Linked DNA regions of Homo sapiens: region 1 is linked to region 2. A link is a loop called in an ENCODE intact Hi-C map of the cell type or tissue named here. Cell type or tissue: Calu3. All regions are shown on one strand. Links, peaks and the distances in the headings refer to the core of each region. The heading gives the core; the rest is flanking DNA.

What was found. Peaks named below come from ENCODE experiments on the same cell type or tissue, not always from the same donor. Only the 100,000 strongest peaks of a DNase experiment are listed, where the experiment ranks them.
Region 1: it touches region 2 in a loop (5-fold over the local background); 3 of 110 quality-filtered maps call a loop at or near these places.

What each region holds. Positions count from the first base shown.
Region 1 is chr3:190,301,017-190,312,606 of GRCh38, reverse strand. CLDN1 (claudin 1) reads left to right here. Exons shown (of 4, transcript NM_021101.5): 3 at 2,354-2,438; 4 at 4,168-6,900. The coding sequence ends at 4,330. It also overlaps a transcript of CLDN16 not described here. Among named protein-coding and RNA genes, the nearest start is that of CLDN1, 16 kb to the left of the region's middle. In Calu3, for the core only: no CTCF peak of the experiment used is centred there; DNase peaks (open chromatin) are centred at 5,156, 5,966 and 7,006.
Region 2 is chr3:190,369,362-190,380,951 of GRCh38, reverse strand. It overlaps a transcript of CLDN16 not described here. Among named protein-coding and RNA genes, the nearest start is that of CLDN16, 13 kb to the left of the region's middle. In Calu3, for the core only: no CTCF peak of the experiment used is centred there; DNase peaks (open chromatin) are centred at 5,071 and 6,521.

The DNA of each region.
Region 1 (11,590 bases), core at 1,226-9,225, 68 kb after region 2:
ACTATTTAGCAAACGCTAAGGAGGAAGTTCATGTAATTCAGATAATTCCTATGGTGTCTCCACAGATACTATGTGGAAAAGATGGGGAGTAGTGAGAGAAAACACAAGAATATGTGAACCCTTCAGGTCTGTGAGGGATGGAAGGATTGGGATTATTGGAGAAAAATAAGGATAGCATTCCAGCTGGGCAGATCTAATTCGAGAATAAACAGGATGTGCCTGTAGATCAATGAAAAGAAAGGCCAACTGGAGTAGAGGTGGCCTGTTGGAATGGTCAGTTTAAAGCAGTTAGGAAAAAAAAAATACAGAAATACCTTTAAATTTTTTTGATAAAATAATATTATATTTTCCATTTAAAATAAATACGTGTTTTTTAGGCCAGGTGTGGTGGTTCACGCCTGTAATCCCAGCACTTTTGGAGGCTGAGGAGGGCGGATCACCTGAGGTCGTGAGTTCAAGACCAGCCTGGCCAACATGGTGAAACCCCATCTCTACTGAAAACACAAAAATTAGCTGGGTGTGGTGGTGCACGCCTGTAATCCCATATACTCCAGAGGCTGAGGCATGAGAATCACCTCAACTCGGGAGCCGAGATCGCACCACTGCACTCCAGCCTAAGCAACAGAAGACTGTCTAAAAAAAAAAGAAAAAAGAAAAGAAAAGAAATATCTGTTTTTTAATTCAAGTGTTGATTGATAAGTTACATTATGTGTCATTTGAGAAAATCAAAGTCAGAAAACATGGACAGCATTATTTCAAAGCTTTATAATAATGCCTATTTAAAAAATTATAGTGTATGTATACTTACGTGTGTATATGTACATACATATGCAATCTCTCTGTGTGTATATATATATCTTTATATCTATACACTGTGTTATATATGTTGATAATCTCCATATAAATTATACAGCTATAATAATAGACTACTATATGTTCTCTATATTAGGTATTAGATGCATATATTATATATGTAGTATATTATAGTATATTATTTTAAAAAAATAACAGATATAATTAATGATACAAATCTACTAATAGAAAAAAACTAGAATAGACTTTATTTTCTTATTTTCTTTTTGACAGAAGACTTGTAGGGGCTTTTGCTTCAGTATAATATGTCAGTTTAACCAGTAATTGAGGAAGAGTATCTGTGGCTTTGCTAAAGATGTGGTTAGTTTAAAATGACCAGTCTCTCAGTTTACCCAAATACAAATTGACTCCTCTCTGAAAAGGCATGGATAGTGTCTTATTCCCAATAATTTACTCTTATATCAAAGGCTGCGAATAGTAATCTTTGTGGCCATCGTGGCATGAAGTGTATGAAGTGCTTGGAAGACGATGAGGATGAAATGCATTGCATTCTTCCTTCGCTTGCCTTCTTGTAACTCCCACATGTGACTGCATCACTCCTATTCCAGTTTCAGGGACTTCTCTTAGGAGTAAGCATCACAAGTTCAAGACCATTCGCATGGTCTATTTGAGAAGCCAAAAGCAATAGTGTTTTCTGTCATGTCTAGAGGCAATTACATTGGACCATGTTTTTGGCTGGGGAGAGACAGTAGCATAGAAACATCTAATCTATCTATATTGATGAATACTTAGAATTACTACAAAAAAGTTATTTAACTTTTTTGATAAAAAAATGAAGTATTTTATACATCTTATAAATGATTAAGTGAATGATTTTGACTAAATGATTTCTCTGCTATCATTGAATATAAAATGCCATGGGAAATTGAGATTGGGTTGCATAAATTGATCTGATGTGGCACCCTCAACAAATCTCAGGCCAACCTATACCTATATCAGGTATTCCCTTGGCCAATGGGGCAGTAGTAATGCAGGTATTCTGGTCCATTCTGAGACATGTCCTGATCTCACTCTATCTAGCTGCTTGCATTCCTTTTGACTCTGCAGAAATGTAAATTTTGAGTTTGATCAAGAACATAGAAGAGTTTTCATCTTCCCCTTTTGCAAGTAATTCTACCTGTACTAATAATGACAATAGTTTTATCAAATGTAGTTTAGTATCCTAATGTATAACAGCATATTTAAAAGAGATTTTGTACAACATACACCTGCCTAATTGTTTCCAAAAAAGAATTATTTGTGCCAAGATATCATAAAAAAGTATAAATTTTGTCTAATGCCAACCTAGTATTTTTTTATATTTTAATAGATACTTGGAATAAATCATATCTGGACTTCTAATCTCCCTAATACCAAAATAAAAATGTCAACACTATTGATGAGATTTAATTCTTGCAAAATATGTTTTGGTTTAACAGGTTGTGTATTTAGGCTCAGTGTTCCATGGTGATTAACAGTCTTTTGTTTTGAATTTCTATAGGTCTGGCTATTTTAGTTGCCACAGCATGGTATGGCAATAGAATCGTTCAAGAATTCTATGACCCTATGACCCCAGTCAATGCCAGGTAACGCTATTCAGGCGTAAAATAGTTTGTTTTCTGAGAAAATGCCCTTTTTATATTCTACAAAGTCCTGCTAGTGCCATCATTTCCCAGATTTGCTTTCAAGAATTTTATGTCAAACCTACAAACAATTTAAATGATCTCTGACTTATGTCAAAATGAGTTTGATAATTGCTTTAACACCCTGTATTGATGACAAAATACCTTCCAAAGTAGAAAAGTTTCAAGCTCTGTGCTTTTCAACTGTATAACTGGGCTTTCTTTTGTTTGTTTTTTCAAATATTAATAAAGATGTTAATATATTTGAAATTTCCTTTTTGAAGTGTATTCTGATGTTTACAACACCTACCTAAGATTATTTGTAACTAATGCACAGTTTATGATTGATTGAGAAAAATTATACTACTATAGGGGTTAATGAATAATACTTCATTCCCAACAGTTCATTTTTACACGTAAAGCTATTATGTATGTTTTTAGTATGTTCAGATACCACCTTGAAATTTTTTGTTCTTTCACAACTGTAAAATTGGCTTTACAAAGGTCATCTTTCTTAATACTGCAGGTTGTGCAAGTTGAGCTGATTCTTAGCTCTCGTGTAACAACATTCTTTAATCAGAGACGAGGCTCTTCATCTCACTGTCTTCACATCTTTAATGCCTAATAACTACATTCAGTCAGGATGTTAAAATATAATTATTGTTTGTTGAGTGCTTAGATGAATGGATGAAAAACCTCAGTGTTTGGAGAGATAAGATGTGTTTCTTTTTATATAATCACCCACATATGGGAGAACACATACTGCAATGGTTGTGTTGGAGCCCATCCCATAAGATTTACAGTGTAAGAATAGAAACTGCTAGAGGTCAGTAGGCTAAAATTTCGCCAAGGTAATAACACCAGTAATGCACAGGAAAGCACTTTATAAATTGCCAGCCATTTTGCAATTGTTATTTACATTATTGCATGTGATCCTAAAAGCAGTCTATTGAGGCAGGTGGGATTATCCTGCTTTGAGAGTAGGAGAAACTGAGGCTGAGAGGTGAAGTTGCTATCCCAGAATTGCAGCAGTTGAGAGTCTGCATCAGGATTTAGACTTGGCCTTATAACTTATAGAACCAACCCTTCTCTACTCTTCCGTATTGTCCATAATCACTCACAGATACCCCACCCTAAGTGTCTGCTTTAATACATCTGCCTGGATCAGCTTAATCCAGAATGGTTCATGGGCTGCTTAGAACTTTTCTTTACAAAACCATAAGATTTGGATTTCAGATTGTATAGGTGCCTGGGACCAATGGATCATCTGTTCAAAGCTCTGATTATCTCCATTATGCTCTATCAGTTTCTTTATAGAATATGATTACTACTTAGTGATAAAGCTTCCTTTGCTAAGTTTCAGCCTAGGAACCATGATCCAAACCCTACTTCTAAAACATATAAACATGCTTTACAAGTATCCTATATATGGAAAAGTCCTTGGAATTATTTGTGTAATTAACCTGGTATTACATGTGTTATTTCCTGATCTACTATTGCAAATTGTCACCAATTGCAATATAAACATTCTTTGGCGTGTATGTTCAGAAATCTTAAAGTACTTCCCAAGGGATATTCAGGGGTTATTTTCAATGAAAAAAATACAATGAGTATTGATTTTTTTTCCTTTTATTATATTAGAAAAGTTGCCAATAATTCACTGATTAACAAGCACATGGGTTTTTCCTTTTAGGTACGAATTTGGTCAGGCTCTCTTCACTGGCTGGGCTGCTGCTTCTCTCTGCCTTCTGGGAGGTGCCCTACTTTGCTGTTCCTGTCCCCGAAAAACAACCTCTTACCCAACACCAAGGCCCTATCCAAAACCTGCACCTTCCAGCGGGAAAGACTACGTGTGACACAGAGGCAAAAGGAGAAAATCATGTTGAAACAAACCGAAAATGGACATTGAGATACTATCATTAACATTAGGACCTTAGAATTTTGGGTATTGTAATCTGAAGTATGGTATTACAAAACAAACAAACAAACAAAAAACCCATGTGTTAAAATACTCAGTGCTAAACATGGCTTAATCTTATTTTATCTTCTTTCCTCAATATAGGAGGGAAGATTTTTCCATTTGTATTACTGCTTCCCATTGAGTAATCATACTCAACTGGGGGAAGGGGTGCTCCTTAAATATATATAGATATGTATATATACATGTTTTTCTATTAAAAATAGACAGTAAAATACTATTCTCATTATGTTGATACTAGCATACTTAAAATATCTCTAAAATAGGTAAATGTATTTAATTCCATATTGATGAAGATGTTTATTGGTATATTTTCTTTTTCGTCTATATATACATATGTAACAGTCAAATATCATTTACTCTTCTTCATTAGCTTTGGGTGCCTTTGCCACAAGACCTAGCCTAATTTACCAAGGATGAATTCTTTCAATTCTTCATGCGTGCCCTTTTCATATACTTATTTTATTTTTTACCATAATCTTATAGCACTTGCATCGTTATTAAGCCCTTATTTGTTTTGTGTTTCATTGGTCTCTATCTCCTGAATCTAACACATTTCATAGCCTACATTTTAGTTTCTAAAGCCAAGAAGAATTTATTACAAATCAGAACTTTGGAGGCAAATCTTTCTGCATGACCAAAGTGATAAATTCCTGTTGACCTTCCCACACAATCCCTGTACTCTGACCCATAGCACTCTTGTTTGCTTTGAAAATATTTGTCCAATTGAGTAGCTGCATGCTGTTCCCCCAGGTGTTGTAACACAACTTTATTGATTGAATTTTTAAGCTACTTATTCATAGTTTTATATCCCCCTAAACTACCTTTTTGTTCCCCATTCCTTAATTGTATTGTTTTCCCAAGTGTAATTATCATGCGTTTTATATCTTCCTAATAAGGTGTGGTCTGTTTGTCTGAACAAAGTGCTAGACTTTCTGGAGTGATAATCTGGTGACAAATATTCTCTCTGTAGCTGTAAGCAAGTCACTTAATCTTTCTACCTCTTTTTTCTATCTGCCAAATTGAGATAATGATACTTAACCAGTTAGAAGAGGTAGTGTGAATATTAATTAGTTTATATTACTCTCATTCTTTGAACATGAACTATGCCTATGTAGTGTCTTTATTTGCTCAGCTGGCTGAGACACTGAAGAAGTCACTGAACAAAACCTACACACGTACCTTCATGTGATTCACTGCCTTCCTCTCTCTACCAGTCTATTTCCACTGAACAAAACCTACACACATACCTTCATGTGGTTCAGTGCCTTCCTCTCTCTACCAGTCTATTTCCACTGAACAAAACCTACGCACATACCTTCATGTGGCTCAGTGCCTTCCTCTCTCTACCAGTCTATTTCCATTCTTTCAGCTGTGTCTGACATGTTTGTGCTCTGTTCCATTTTAACAACTGCTCTTACTTTTCCAGTCTGTACAGAATGCTATTTCACTTGAGCAAGATGATGTAATGGAAAGGGTGTTGGCATTGGTGTCTGGAGACCTGGATTTGAGTCTTGGTGCTATCAATCACCGTCTGTGTTTGAGCAAGGCATTTGGCTGCTGTAAGCTTATTGCTTCATCTGTAAGCGGTGGTTTGTAATTCCTGATCTTCCCACCTCACAGTGATGTTGTGGGGATCCAGTGAGATAGAATACATGTAAGTGTGGTTTTGTAATTTAAAAAGTGCTATACTAAGGGAAAGAATTGAGGAATTAACTGCATACGTTTTGGTGTTGCTTTTCAAATGTTTGAAAACAAAAAAAATGTTAAGAAATGGGTTTCTTGCCTTAACCAGTCTCTCAAGTGATGAGACAGTGAAGTAAAATTGAGTGCACTAAACAAATAAGATTCTGAGGAAGTCTTATCTTCTGCAGTGAGTATGGCCCGATGCTTTCTGTGGCTAAACAGATGTAATGGGAAGAAATAAAAGCCTACGTGTTGGTAAATCCAACAGCAAGGGAGATTTTTGAATCATAATAACTCATAAGGTGCTATCTGTTCAGTGATGCCCTCAGAGCTCTTGCTGTTAGCTGGCAGCTGACGCTGCTAGGATAGTTAGTTTGGAAATGGTACTTCATAATAAACTACACAAGGAAAGTCAGCCACTGTGTCTTATGAGGAATTGGACCTAATAAATTTTAGTGTGCCTTCCAAACCTGAGAATATATGCTTTTGGAAGTTAAAATTTAAATGGCTTTTGCCACATACATAGATCTTCATGATGTGTGAGTGTAATTCCATGTGGATATCAGTTACCAAACATTACAAAAAAATTTTATGGCCCAAAATGACCAACGAAATTGTTACAATAGAATTTATCCAATTTTGATCTTTTTATATTCTTCTACCACACCTGGAAACAGACCAATAGACATTTTGGGGTTTTATAATAGGAATTTGTATAAAGCATTACTCTTTTTCAATAAATTGTTTTTTAATTTAAAAAAAGGATTATTGGCTTGTTTTCTAATCATTTATTGCAAGATTGCCATTCTTGGTAGAGGAGGTGGCTTGGGACAGGATCTGACTCACCATGATCCTGGGAAAGAACTATGATGCCTCTGGCCCATCTATCAAATTTGAGTGGCTCCACCCACTAGAATGCCCTATTTCTCTCAAATTGAGTTCCTCATCAAGGGTGGTAATAGAAGAGGATGCCAGGAGATGTTACTTAATACTTTTTCTCATCTATAAAAAGGGGACATACAATAATAAATGATAAGATATGAAGATATTTTGTGAACTATAAAGCACTGTGCAAACTTAAGTGGCTTTGTTCCTCACAAAGGTGGAAGAGTGAAAGACAGCTGCTGGAAACCCATTATTGTTTCTGTAATGATGATGATCAAAACTACTCCATAAGGATGTGATGGAACTCATTCACTCATTATCTTAAAGTATCAATAACTGACACAACCTTAAGTGTGGCCTGTTCCTGGACAATGTTCATATTGAGACCAGGCTTATAAGTAAAGGCTTGCAGCTCTAATGTGGAGTCTCAGACATTAGCATGATGGGTGAGGTGCAAAGATCATTGCCAGTCAATTTGACTTGAATTCTCCTTAAATTAAGCAGATGCATCAGAATTCTCACTCTGTTTCTACAGAATTTAAATATCTGAAGGTAAGGCCAAGGCCAGCAGAAGTTTGAAAGGCAATAAAGTATCTTGGTGCTCCTGAAAATAACTAAAGGAAAACTTGGATTGTGAATCATACCAAGTAGATATCACCTCTGTGTGAGCTCATCCTTATCTGAATGCCATTGTTCTTCAAACCTTTCCTCCTCTTGTTTAACACTTTCTATATTTGCCCAGATCAAGAGAAAACTTCACTTTGTCCCCATATTCCCACCTTTTTCAGCCTGTCATTATTCCTAGTATGATCTGGTTGTGTATATTTCCTTCATTTTACATGTGGCTCACGTGTAATGTCTCTGAATTTCCTTCTTTCCTCATTTCCCAAAAACCCCATTTACCCCCAGCCTGCCCTAAAATCTCTTCATTTAGCTGGTATCATGCAACTTTGATAGAAGTCATTGCAGCTTCTAGGGTTATGTGGGGATGGCTTGTTGAGTCCTAAAAATAGGCAATCAGAGAGTTTCTCAATGCTGAACCTCTGGAAACTCTGGAAATCCCTTGGCAGTTGGCACACTCCACTTCTATTGATAAGTTTTCCAATATGGTCATTATCAGCAATTGAAAACTAGATATGAATTTATTTAATTAATATTTACGGGACACCTATCACAGGGCCAGCCTCATTAAATGCAGGCAGGGTAAAGTAGCTATGAGATGAGTAAGACCTTGTCCTGGGCTGAAGCAGTACAAAGGATGTTAGGTGGAAAGAGAAGTAAACTTGAAACATAGCACTCGTTCTGCCACTGATGAGCCAGGTGAGCCACGGAGATCTCCACCCAGTTTCTTCATTCATAAAATGAAGGCCTTAGACCCATGCAGTGGCTCTTAGCCATAACAGCATGTTAGAATCACCTGGGAGCTTTTGAAACTTCCCAATTCTAAGGCCTCACCCAAATCAAAGGAATCAGAACCTCTGAGAGGAGAGTCCTAGCAGGAGCTTCCCAGAGGATTTCAACATACTGTGTGGATTGCAAACCACAGGCCTATGTCATCTCTCAGGACCAACCTTGTCCCAAACATTTTCTGAGTAACACCCATCCAGGCACTTAATAGATTTGCTGTCAGTTCACCCTTTCCCTAATGTTGTTGCTTTATTTTCTGGTTCAGGATTGGGGCTTTTTTTTGTGTTTTGTGGGGAAAAGGAGGAGTTAAAAGCAGGTGGTCCTTCAGATGCTTTTGTCATGTTTCTTTGGCAAATGATCTTCTTTCTTGCCTTTCTCTATTATTTTTAATTTACCTCCAAAGAATAGTCAATAATACAAAGTAAATACTGTTTAAAAGAACAGGTTTCTTTTTATCAAACCATGTGAGTTCAGGAGGGTAAGTTGTTATTTATAAAGTGGAGTCTGAGTTATTCTCTTTAATGTGCAATTTTCAGGAGAGTCCTTAGCTAAACCTTAAGCTTGCTTCATTTATTTTTAATTGAATAGCATTTCTGTGATTTTAGTTCACTTATTTCATTATTTTTGTAATTTATTGCTTTGTTCCCCTTTTCCAAAATAGAAAAAAAAGTGAACACACACCCAAACCCCCCCACACACCAATTTAGGAAAGATAAAGTTTGAAAACTGTGCTCAGATCTCTTAACTGAGCTGACCTGGGATAGAACACATTGCTATGCTGAAGAGGCTTTTACTTCTTTTTGGAAATCATTTTTGTCAATTAAGTTTCCTGTTTCTATTAATGCTGTGCTTTTTCTAAGTGTCTATTGCTGCTGCTTGACTCTATTTAAAAAATCCAACAGCCTATAGGTGATCTGGGTCAAGCAGACATCTAGATCAAGGGTGAGGAATAGCAGAGAATACTTGCTGGAAGATGAGAGTGAAATACAGCAAAGATATATAAGCTTCAATGCAGCAAGGGCAGTGGTTTTAAAATTATTTTTTGTGATAATTTTTTACCACAATATGTATTTATTTGATAATAAAATTAAAACTTATTAATGAAGAAAGTAGAAAAATACAGAAAAGTGGAAATAAATATTTTAAATATTATAATAGTCATATTACCCAAAGGTAGAACTTTCAAATAATTTGATGTGATTTCTCTAGCCCTTTTTCCTTTCCCAGAGATAGGCTTTGGGGTTTATTCTTATTTTTTATTTTTTTACAGAGCATCATGTAAAAATAATTTTGACTTGTGCTTTATTTTCCATTTCAGTATATGGTAATATACTCTTACCAGACATACTTTCTAAACATAGATTGATTGTTTGATTCATATATATATATATATATATTTTTTTTTGAGACAGGGTTTCACTCCTGTTGCTCAGGCTGGATTCCAGTGACATGATCTCATTTCACTGCAACCTCCACCTCCCAGACTCAAGCAATTCTCCTGCCTAAGCCTCTCAAGTAGCTGTGATTACCCACACATGCCACCACGCCCAGCTAATTTTTGTATTTTTTTCTAGAGATGAGGTTTCTCCATATTGCCTAGGCTGGTCTCAAACTCTTGAGCTCAAGTGTTCCACCCACCTCAGCCTCCCAAACTGCAGGATTATGGGCGTGAGCCACCACACTGGCCTCACATAATATTTTTAAGAATCTAACATTCGCAGTATATTTTCTGCAATAATGGAAATGGTGCCCCTGGAGTTGTGCAACCCAGCAGCCATGAATAAAATAGACAAAAATTCCTTTCTTCCAGGAAGTTACATTCTAGGTAAGGAATGCAGATAATAAAATGGATATACTAATTATATAGCTTATTAAACAGTGATAATCCTAAACTAAATAGCCAAGAACTATTGAGAAGGTTGGAGGAAGGTAACAGTTTATAATAATGTGGCAATGGAAGTCTTCAATGAGAAGGTGAAGTTTAAGAAATAATTTAAAAGAGATGAAACAAATCAAGTGGTACCTGGTAGGAAAGTATTCCGGAAATAACATATGCAAGTTCCCCAAGGTAGAATCACGTACAACATGTTCAGAAAAGAGCAAAGGGGCCAACGCAGCTGCAATGAAGTAAGCTAGGAAGATAGTATTTTAAAATGAAGGCATAAAGGGAAAGAGATTTAAAATATATAGGATATGACAGACCATTCTAAAGACTTCCTCTTTTACTTTGAATGAAAGCAAAAGATAATAAGTCTTGATCAAAGGAAACATAGATCTAAATTGAGACGTAGTAAGAGTATTCTTCCTGTTGTGTTGAAAAATAGACCGTAAGTAGATAAGGAGGGAAGCAATGAGTTCATATAGAAGGTTATTACAATAATCCAGGCAAGAGACGGCTTGATGATTGCAGTCTGTCATAGGAGGAAGTGGTTAGAATCTGGATATTATTTACTTTAAAGTAGAGTCAACTGCTTTTGCTGATTGACTAGATGTGAGGTATGAAAGCAAAAGACTTGTCAAAAATGATTCCAAAGCTTTTTGCCTAAGAAATTCATAGGATGGAGCAGACATAAACCAAAAGTGGAAAGACTGAGAGAGAGCAGGTTTGAAAAAAAGTCAGAAATTTCATTTTGGACATGATGATAATTTCTCCTTCCCCTTCTTCTTCTTCTTCTTTTTTTTTGAGACAGAGTCTCATTCTGTCGCCCAGGCTGGAATGCAGTGTGCGATCTTGGCTCACTGCAACCTCCACCTCCCGGGTTCAAGAGATTCTCCCACCTCAGCCTCTGGAGTAGCTGGGACTACAGGCACAAGCCACCACACCCGGCTAATTTTTGTATTTTTGGCAGAGACTGGGATTCACCATGTTGGCCAGGCTGGTCTCGAACTCCTGACCTCAGGTAATTCATCCACCTCAGTCTCCCAAAGTGCTGGGATTACAGGCATGAGTCACCGCACCCAACCTGGACATAGTCGTCTTAACATGCCTATTGCGCATCCAAGTAGAGATGTCCAGTAAGCAGTAGAAAAACGGGCATATGAAGAACTAGAATGGAGAAAAGGATTTCAAGAAAAGAGAGTAATGAAACTTCAGTTTCACAGGATTGAGTCAAGTTGAAAATATGCCCCAGTCTTTGGATATTTGGATTGATTGTTACAT
Region 2 (11,590 bases), core at 1,802-9,801:
GTCCTATTTAGCTCTGGTACCGGGAACCCTGCCTTGCATCAGTTAATTTTATAGAACCATTTCCATTTCCTTCTTCTCAATAAGGGGAAGCAACTTCAGGCTTTGATTGTCCAGATTTCTTGATACACAACTAAAAATTTTACTAATTTATTTATTTTTATTTATTTATTTTTTTAGATGGAGTTTTACTCTTGTCGCCCAGGCTGGAGTGCAATGGCGCGATCTCAGACCACTGCAACCTCTGCCTCCTGGGTTCAAGCAATTCTCAACCTTTGTTAGATGCATAATAAATTGTAAAAATTTTCTCCCATTCTGTAGGTTGTCTGTTTACTCTGTTGATAGTTTCTTTTGTTGTGCAAAAGCCCTTTAGTTTAATTAGATCTCATTGGTCAATTGTATGCTTTCTTCTTAACCCATGAATACTTCAGTCTCTCAACATATTTATGCAATTTCTTCTGCCTAAAATGCTTTTTTATTTTCCCTACCATTTATCATAATCCTAACCATCCCTCAGGAATAAATATTAACTTTGTGAAGCCCAAATTGATATCTTCAGTTACTCTCCTCTCTTTTTGTTGGACTTAGAATCAGTAACTGGATAGTTTAGTATGTCACAATTAAGCTTTCTATATATTTGATACCTCTAGATGATGTTTATTAGTCTATAACCAAAAAACAGAAGGAAGGAAGGAAGAAAGGAAGGAAGGAAGGGAGGGAAGGAAGAAAAGGAAGGAAGGGAGGAAGGAAGGAAGGGAGGGAAGGAAGAAAAGGAAGGAAGGGAGGAAGGAAGGAAGGGAGGGAAGGAAGAAAAGGAAGGAAGGAAGAAAGGAAGGAATGGGATTCACCAAGTAGAGAATATGTCAGGCTTAGGTCAGCCACTTAGTAACTATAGATTAATAGAATGCCACTCAAGAAGCTTGCAGGCAAATAGAAGTTTAGATAGATAGATAGATAGATAGATAGATAGATAGATAGACAGAGTTGATAGACATAGATAGATCAATCTAGGTCTACAATGTTGAAATACATGTTTCCACAAAATGTTATAGGACCATAAATGAGGAAATGATTAATGCCTCTGGAAACTCATTACAAAAAGCTTCATGGAAAAGATAATGGTTGATGTAGTTCTTAAATAATAAGAATTTCTTAGAAAAGAAGGGAGTGTTCCTAAAGGGAAACATCTTGAACAAAGACAAAGACTTGTGAATGTGCATCACTGTATTAAGAAATGTGTTCGTGAGAAGCATCTTATAAACAACTTAGGAGCAGGGATGCTTTCTTTTGCCTGTGCTTGTACATGCACAGCAATACCAAGTACAGTGAATGTATCATTGTAGATGACCACATGATGATGTTGTTTGTTTGTTTGTTTGTTGAAGCCCAATGAGAATAAAGATTGTGTGACTAGCTTTATTAAATTCTGGGTTTTAATACATATATGTTGAGTGAATTAATAAATGAACAAATGAATTCTATGTGCCATACATTGTGCTAGGCACCAGAAATTCATCAGTGAACAAGATATTCTAGTTGGGGGAGGGTATCCAATAGTATTTAGGCTCTCGATAGATTTTTGCTATCTTTCTATCAGATGAGATATTTTACTGTGAGCATTCTAAAGAGATCCTTCTAAGGTGACCCTGTAATAGTGTAGTTTATTTTGGAATACATTTTACATTCAAGAGGCTAATCATTTTAATAGAAAAATGGACTGGAATTATAGAAACTTGGTTTCAGTCCAAGGTACACTTCAGAATTTTTTAGCTTATATTGTATTGAAATGAAGGAGGTGAAACTTTGACAATTGTTCAGTTGATCTGACCATTATAGAAAGCCAATCTATGTAACTGAGGCTCAACAACAACAAATCAAGTACGTTTCTTTGCTTACGCCTCAAATTTTCAAAGGTCTATAGCCCAGTTTTTGAAGAATTAATGGAAATAACTATCATTATTCCTCATTTTAATCATATTCAATTGGAGTATATAAACATTTGTATTTATTTTTATTTTGTACTACAAGACATAATTAGAAAGGCATCATATCACCATTTTATAGATGACGAAAATGAGGACTATATATTAAGTGACTTATTCAACCTGACACAGCTAGAAAGTGGCAGAATTGGAGTTTGGATCCAAGACAAGCAAAGTAGAACACAGGCAAACGTCCAGTGGAAATTACAAAAGCCAATGTAGATGAGTCAGGGAGATGGAAGTCCTCCCAAGGAGAGTGAGGCCTACTCAAAACTGGCACTTATTCAGGAACAAGTTTCCATTTCACCTGTTACTTGTCCAAACCCTTACTCATCAAGATCCGACAGCAGGACTCATACGTAAGAACTCATCTACCATTGAATAGGATGGAATCAGGGCCTGGCACCCATGATATTTGGACTGCCATCCTGGTTTCATGAAAGCTCTCTGCTGAAACGATGAAGCAAGTCACTTCATTCCCTTGAATTTATCAGTGAAGTAGTTTCAATCATGAGTGATCATGAGTGATCAGCCCTCAGGGAAGCATCACTCATGAAAGGTAGAAGGTTCTATTGTACTGTATATCCTGTTCTCTACATGTGTGAAAACCTTGTGAGTTTTACCCTCCTTTAGAAAGAACTTCTCTCATTTTTGTCTCTTATCTCTCGTCTGCTGATTCTACCTACTGAGACCCTCCTTCATCTTCAAGGATCTTCTCAATTGCTGTCTTCTTGTAAGTGCATTGTGAGCCCTCATTCATACGTGACCTTTTCTTTGAATTATTATTAGCTCTTTGCTTGTTGTAATAATAATTATATAAGAGGTAGTCACTATTATAAGCATGTGTTTAATGGACAAGGAAACAGATGATTGGGGTGGTAACTTATCCCAGTTTTTCCAGTAAGTAAATAATGGAGCCAGGATTTAAACCCAGGTTTGACTGACTCCAGAGAACATGGTCCTAAATAACACTATGCAATATAGACTTCTACTTTGTTATCCCCATATCTTTCTCTGCTAGATTTCTGGAAACTCCTAGTTAAAACTAGAAAGGAGTTTGGAGATACTCTTGTTCAGGAATTCCTTTTACAGATGAATAAATAAGGTTGCAGGCAAGTATTTTCCCAGGATGACAGCTGTTAACGAGAAACCTAAGACTCAAACCTTCTTTACACTTTTAGCTCTACCTGTAAGATTCATAAGGGCAGAGAGGGTGCCCGCTCACCCTCTTATCACTCGCAGAATTTACACACACATCTTGCTCTTAGCAAGGGCTTAAAGAACTATATTTCACTGGAATTTTTTGGCAACCAAAGATCACTAATCAGAAAACAGAGATTTTAGAGCTTTTCATAGTGATTAATAACATACATTGAATACAAACCAGTAACTGTTACTTATTTTCACATCTAAGGAGACTTTAAACAGAGAATCTCAAAATACAGAGTTGTTTTGCTTTGTTTTGTTTTGTTTTACCAGGGACAAAGCTCAACTAAACTTATTTGCAGAGATGAAACTAACGGAGACCCAAATGGAACCCAAGAGTACAAACTCTTATGATAGAAGGATGATGACCATGTGACCTCCATTTTTAGTAAAATGTTTCAACCCAAGAACTTAAACAGAAGTGAAAAAAAAAGTTATTTGGATATCAAATGCATTAGCAGCAGCATTTGCTTGGTGCTTCCTTTACCACATTCCTATCTTTTTAAAGATTCTCATCAATAGCAGAAAAAACTGCAAAGTATGCAGCACAATATGCAGATCTTTCCCAAGCTGGTTCTTCTTTTCCTCTCTAGATTCACTTCTTATGCATCCCTAATATGTACCCTGTTTTCTTGCGGTTCTGAAATGCATACAGTTCCTTTGAACCCAGTAACATTTTCTCTGGCATCCAAAAAAGGCTCTTCCCGTTGCCTGGAAGATTTCTGTCCTTCTCCTTTCCTCACTCCTTCAGCACTTAACTAGCTTCTCTGCCTCTGTCTAGACTCAGGTTTCATCATCCGATAGTTAGTTGATTCTAAAGCCTGTTTGATCACCAGAGTCACCTGGGAATTGCTATTAAACATCAGATGCCCAGATAAATAGTGATTTACAGGCATTGCCATTTCTTAAAATTGAATTACCAGGAGATTCTGAGAAAGAACTGCCTGAGATAGCTTCTCTGAGTCTACCTCTTCCTGTTACATCACTTATCAAACTGTAATTCTCTGTGTCTCTTCTCCTTACCAGGATGGGAATTCTTTATGGGCAGAGAAATGCCTTACATTTCTCTCATGGCAGCATTAGATCAGTGATTAAGTTTGGATACCTAAACGAATACATTCGGTTTGCAAATCATTAGCTTATTTACTCAAATTGTTTCCTCTGCCTACAACATGACCATGTACACCCCTTTATATTCCCGTAACTTTTTCAGACTCTTTTGGTTAAAATTACTCTCTCCTTGCTGTATATTCCTATGGAAGATGCTTTTGTTGATTTTTCTCTCATAACACTTTATAGTTTTACTTATATTTATGTGTTTGTGCATCTCTCCCACCAAGTTCTCAGCTCCTGAAGGTCGGAGACTAAGATTTTTTTTTCAATTTTGTGACTTCTTCAGTAATCATCAACATACCTTTCATTTCTGTTGTTGAATTATCAAAATTTTATATTTCTTTAATTTTCTAATCTTTCATATCATTAATATTCTCAGAATACAATCCTTATGACCATTTAATACTCCTCAGAAATGCGGTTCTCCTGCACAAATGCTAGGGAAAGTCTTATGTGCTCAAATTGGTACAGGATTCTTAATAATAAATCTGTAATTGATAGTTTCAGCACAACATATTCTGAAGTCAATGATGTGGATTCCTTTGAGAATTGTGCCTCAAACATCCAACCCTATTGTTCTTTCAGTTCCAAGCTATACCTAGTAGTACCTGCCACTAAAACAAACAAAAAGTACAAGAGAATAATTGTGCTGCTTGGCAAAAATGGAGGGGGTTACTGGAATTATTCTGCCAGAAGTGATCTGAGATCAAGATACTGGCACAGCAGAGACATACGTTTGAAGCCAGGTGACAACTCAGGGTGTTTTTTTGTGGGGGGAGGGGTGTGAATGTTTAACTGAGAGGCAAGGGTGAAGAGATGAACAAGAATCAGTGAAAGAAGATGACCAGAGGAAAGTAACAATTTAGTTGCAGAAGCCGAATCTTCTAAAAATGGAAAACCTGTGAGGCACTCATTTTGCATTAACCCACAAAAACCTCGCTGGATAGAGGGGAGACTCAAAGGAAACAAACTGGGATCAACAGTAAATGTTTAATAAAGAGATAAGTGAAGAACAAGCAAATGCATTAATGAATATCTGGTTTTACTTACATCTAAAATTTCAAGTAGTACCATAACAACCTGTTTTTTAACCCCCTGCTATCTGCTTTGTGTAGCAATGTCTAAATCTCTCAACTGGAACTAGGATCAACCATAAAACAAATTGGTTTCTTCCTGCATGACCCATAGTCATGTATGAGGTACTTCCTCTTAATTCCAGCATGTGATCTTTTTTCATCTGAGTTCCTGCAATGGCCAATAGCTTTCTCTAGATCTGTAGCCATTCTACACTTGCAGCCTTGGCATTCCAAAGAGCCTAGAGGCTGAAGCAAAATTAAATACCAAGTTGGAAAACAAAATGAAACAGCCTAAATCCCCTTGGTCAGTTAACATTTGCAAAAATGCTGTCAGTAAGTTATTAAACAAAGATTATTTCTTTGACCTTAAGGAATTATATATGAAAGAAAAAAGTAGGGTTATCTTATCACTTCTCCTAAAGTGCATCTCACCAACAGGAGTTTAAACATCCCTTCTGAATAAATAAAAATGAGGGATGAAGTGCAGGAGATAGACAAATAAAAAGATAATTCCTTGCAATAACACACAAGGTACCTTTAAAAGTTTTATAAGTATATGCCTCTTTTTATAAGGAAATATAGTATAGATATAAATCCAAGATACTTGTAAATCTAATGCCATGTAAACTTATTTAACTGTTCCCTATTCTCTACCTTTATTTTTAAGATATCAAGTCCTATTTACTCTCTGCTTATATTCTCATTAGTAATACTTAAAACTAGACCAAAAATAGTAATAAAAATCGGCACACAATACATGTAGAATTTTTGAAATATTGTTTTAGGTTTAGTAGCCTTGGTCTTTTTAAAAACAAACTTTCTTTTTTGTTTATTTTAACTAACAAGTGTTGTTGTTCTTTTTGAAAATAAATGATGGAAAACTGAAGAAGTAAGATTGATAAATGATATGCCTGGATCTATCTAGAAAGCTAATGTCTAGATGTGGGAAAAAACTGAAAACTTAACATGCTGACCTTCACATGCTGTATGTGTTAGATCCAACCACAAGAGAATGGTTTTCCAAACAGGTGGCCAACAACGAGTTCAGTCCTGCAGAGTGATAAAGAATGGATTGTTATAAGGGTGTTAGGGCAGGAAAGGGAAGCAAACACTTAGCTTGCCACTCCCTTAAATGGCATCTTTTATGAACTTTGGCATCCTTTGTAAACTTTTTCTGGTCAAAAGCAATTCATGGAACTTGTTGATAACTTACACATTTGGCCCTGTGCAAATTAAGGGTCTCTGACTCTGCTTCAGGGAAAACCACACACACACACACACACACACACACACACACACACACACACAATGTTTTTCAGGGCTGGAAGGAAAATAGAGAAAACCAATGACTCCACAGATTGATGATTCCATTACTCATATGGTAGACTATTCTGGATTCTTGGAATCTGGAGATTTTTACTTGCATTTTGATCTCTCCAAAACCTTTCTATGACTGAGTTCTATGTTTATATGACATAAAACCCAACGAGCTAAAATTTTGCTGCTTAAAATTCCTCCTCATTTTTTTTTATCATTCAGAAGAAAATATAAGCATTTGGGGCTAAACTTCAGCCACTGAGAAGTTTCTTCCATCCAAATGGAGAAAAAGGGGAATTCAGAAGTTTCCTAACAAGTAAGATGAGTCTTTTACTTGCAAGGGAAATGTATAAGGATCTCTCAGGTCTCTTGCCAGACCACCAAAACAATACTGATCTGTTTTCTTTTTTTTTTTTTAATATGGGCACATTATAGGCAATTTAAAATATATACCACTATCATCTATATTTCCTACATCATTGACTAGCTCTGAAGAATTTCTTCATGCAATAAAAATGCGTCCTGAGCGCTGGACTAGCTATTGGATAATCAGTGATGACTGACACCTGTTCTCTAAGAGCTCACAACCTGTCTTGATAGATTAAATAATCTTATCTTAAATAATGCACAACAGCATTATTTAAGGCAATATAAATTAGTTAAATGCAATGCATTATAACTATATTTGAGGCCTAACCACTCAAACTATACTTAACAAGTTTAGTAAAGAATAGTCTTTCTTACAGCCTTTATGTTAAAAAAGCATTAAGTCAAAATTTCTTTGCAGCTTTTCAAGAAGATTGAGAATCAGAGAACAAATGTATTTGTTCTAAATGAGTTACTCATAAAATTATATGTTCTTAGCTTGTATGATTAATGAAACTGTTCATAAAATGCTGCTGTGGTCGTAGGTGTAAAGTAAGAATTTGCTGGCTAATAGGCCCAGTGACTCCCTGAGGATGAATGAGGGACAAGGAGCAGATTGGGTGAGTCAATGGACTAAGGCTCTAGAAACCCTGCAACCCCTGCTGAAACAGATATTTATTATGTTAGAAAAATCATATCACTGCCTTGAGCCTCATTTTCAAAGTATAAGGAGAAAGGGAAGGGACTTCTCAGCTGTTAAAATTCTTATACTAAATTGGATTTCCTAAATGCTACAAATGTCAGATAAAGAACACCTGAGAGACAGAGCAGGTAGGCTATGTCAGGGACTGGAAGGCAGAACAAACAAAGGGGCTGCCCTTTGAAGAGTCAGGCAGATTATCAGCATGTACAGTAAGGATTCCGACACAGGCAGAAATGCTAGAAGGAAGAAAAAGATGAGGGGTTAAATGGCTGGGGTCAATAGTCAGGAAACAGGAACTGGGCTCCATGGAGCTAAAGATTCAGGCTCACAAAAGCAGATCAGATACAGGTACAAGCCCCTCGTATTGGGAAGACCTTGATACTTAAAGAAGGCCTTTGACAAATGACTGCTTTTATGTTTTCCTTTAAGGAGAGGATTGAAGGAAAGCTAATTTGAATGAAATTGCTAGGGACAAAGGGCCACATTACACAGGTTCACAAATACTAGCTCATTTTTGTTTAACTCATTTATGTATTTATTTTTAGTTAGAGGCCTAGTCTTGCTCTTTCACCAAGGCTGGAGGGTAGTAGGACATTCACAGCTCACTGCAGCCTCAAACTCTTAGGCTCAATTGATCCTCCCACCTCAGCCTCCAAAGTAGCTGGAACTACAGGTGTGTGCGACAAGCCCAACTAAATTATTTTTATTTTGGGGGGGAAGGGGGTCTCAACATGTTTCCCAGCCTTGTCTCAAACTCCTGGCCTCAAGTGATACTACAGCATCAGCCTCTTGAGTATCTGGGTAAACAGGTAGGCTCCACTGTGCCAGGCTCAATACTAGCTCTAATTTTGGTTTGTTTGTGAGGAAACTGGAGTTCAGAGAACATCAGTAAATTTCCCCACTCTCAGGGATGTGAAGGAGCTGGGTGTCTATCCTGAAAGTGTTGGTAATGAGGCTGACAGTGGTGTCTCCCTCTGTTTGCAAAGCTTTCCAAGTCTTGGGTTGAAAAAAATAATTTCCAAATGCTGTCCAAATACAAGACTCATCCTTAGCCGGCCTCAAGTATAGCTAATCCTGCTGGGATGTGACCTAAGTGGGGAGTGAGAAAGACTGTGAGACAGGGCATGGGACCTGAGATAAAACACATCTTACACTGGAGCAGGTGCTCAGAGCCAGACTAAGACACCCTTATATGTGAGGGCAAACAGCTCAAGAAAGAGAGCACAGACGCAAAAACTTATGGTGGCCAAGGGCAGTCAACAGCCCAGCCAGGTAGATGTTCGGTGACCTGGGACAGCAGATATGTGGGCTTCAGTGTCAGGGAATCTGGTGTCTCTCAATTTACATAACCAAGGAAAATGGCAGAAATTTTGGCAGACTGAGCATCTGACTTGGAACTAGGGTTCAGGAATGAGCAAATTACCAGCTGCCAGTTGAATTGGACAGAATATTTATTAATGAACTGCTTCAACAAATATTTATGGATCACCTCCTAATTCAAGGCTTTCCTCCAGCCTGGGATTATATCAGTGAATAAATAGACAAAAATCACTACTTCATAGATCTGACTTTTTTTTGAAGGAAACCAGCAAATAATTTGGGTACCAAGGAACAGGCTGGGAATGTAATTTCAAGAGCAGGCATTAGTGGGAAAATTGAGAACATCAGAGTCTGACCTGATTCCTTCTGCCTGGACTATTGGTCTATGACTTATTAAGTTCCTTCTTAATAGAGATGCACTTGTTCCTATATCCTGGCATGGCAGTGAACCTACGAAGTGTAGGGTTTGGAAGCGTGAGACAGCAGGAAAGTCAGAGAAACTAAAAAGAAATTATCATGAGCAAGCATAACCCTCACATATGTATGACTCATGTATATCTATCTACTTGCCTATATGAGATGTTTAACTGTTGTATTAGTCAGGTTTCTCTAAAGGGACAGAACTAATAGATTAAATATGTATATATTATACTATATATATGTATTAACTCACATGATTACAAGATCCAACAATAGGCCATCTGCAAGGAACAGAACTAATAGGATAGTCCATAGAGGTACAGAACTAATAGGATAAATATATATATATTATACCCTATATATTTATACATTTATATTTGTTTATATAAATTTATATATGCATATATATTTTATATATATATATATATATATATAAAGGTATTAACTCACATGATCACAAGATCCCACAGTAGTTCATCTGCAAGCTGAGGAGCAAGAAAGCCAGTCTGAGTCCCAAAACTCAAGAACTTGGAGTCCGATGTTTGAGGGCAGGAATCATCTAGCACAGGAGAAAGATGTAGGCTGGGAGAATAAGTCAGTCTAGCCTTTTCATATTTTTCTGCCTGCTTTATATTCTGGCCACACTGGCAGCTGATTAGATGGTGCCCACCCAAATTAAGGGTGGGTCTACCTTCCCCAGCCCACTGACTCAAATGTTAATCTCCTTTAACAGCACCCTCACAGACACACCAGGAATCAATACTTTGCATCCTTCAATCCAGTCAAGTTGACACTCAGTATTAACCATCACAACTGTCATGAGTGCACTTAAAATCAAAACACTTTTTTTGCAGGTTGCACATGACGTAGGTTTAGCTCATCATTCAGATCATAGCCATGTGAATTACACCCCTGCAGGTAAGTTATGCACAACAAGCATGGCCACATTTAGAAACTCTAAATTTTTACAACCAAGCCGTAATGAGTGATACTAACTTGGTAGTGATGATAACCAAGATGTATGACACTCAAATCATTCACTAAAATTTGTTTGGAAAATACTAAGTTTAAGTTAATGAGTATGCTCATAAAGTAGGTAGCTAAAGATACAACATAAATTGAGGAAATATTTACTTTACTGTCTTTCTTTTAGAGAATGGCATAACTTTCAGGATTATATGGAAATAGCTGAAGAAGCAAAACCTACACCTAATGATTCACCACATCTTTCAATCCAATCTTAGAGACTTAAAATAGCAGAGCTAGAATGCTTCTAAGATATTTCTTAAAAGGAAAGAGACCCTTTCAACGTTCCAGAAATGCTAGTGACAATTCCAGTTTCAGAGCCCAGGTTTCCTAATGGCCCATTTAGTGCTCTTGCCTTTCTACTACGTTGTCATACCTATCATATAAAAGAATGTCAGCTATTTAGGGTAAAAACAAATGTCCTCTGTATGTCTCAGCCTTTCTCGGAATACAAAATTCGCATTAAGGCTTTTTGCCAATTCTCAGTTTGTGAAAACATCACAGGTTTCATCTACTCAGACCTTTTACTCAAGCAAGGGAAAATAATATTTAGTTCCTCCCTGCAACAAACAAGTCTAAACAGAGCCAGGGCTGGTTTAGTCAGTTTTTCAGCCATTCTTTCGTAAGATTTTGTTTATGATCATTAACTTGAGTCACTGTTTTCCCTAAAGATAAGTACAAAGAAGTATATGAGAAAGTGATTATAAGGACAAAAGACTCAATAAACAAATAAACATATTTATGTTTGTTGACATAGAACGATGTTCATAACACACTTTTAAATGATATAAAACTAATACTAGTAAAGTTTCATTTTTCTAAGATATACATACAATTTCTATTAGAAAAAGACTAGGATAATGTACATCAAATTTATGGAGACATTTCAGATTATTTTCATTGGTGGAGTGGTTTGCTTATCTAGATTTTCTATTCTATAATGAATATTTGTTGTGTAATAAAAATGACATGGTAATCAAATTATAGCAATTTCTCACTGCATGTTCTCTTATGAGCAGCTTCTCTAAACCAGATCAATAAACAATTTCATCTGAGCTCTACAA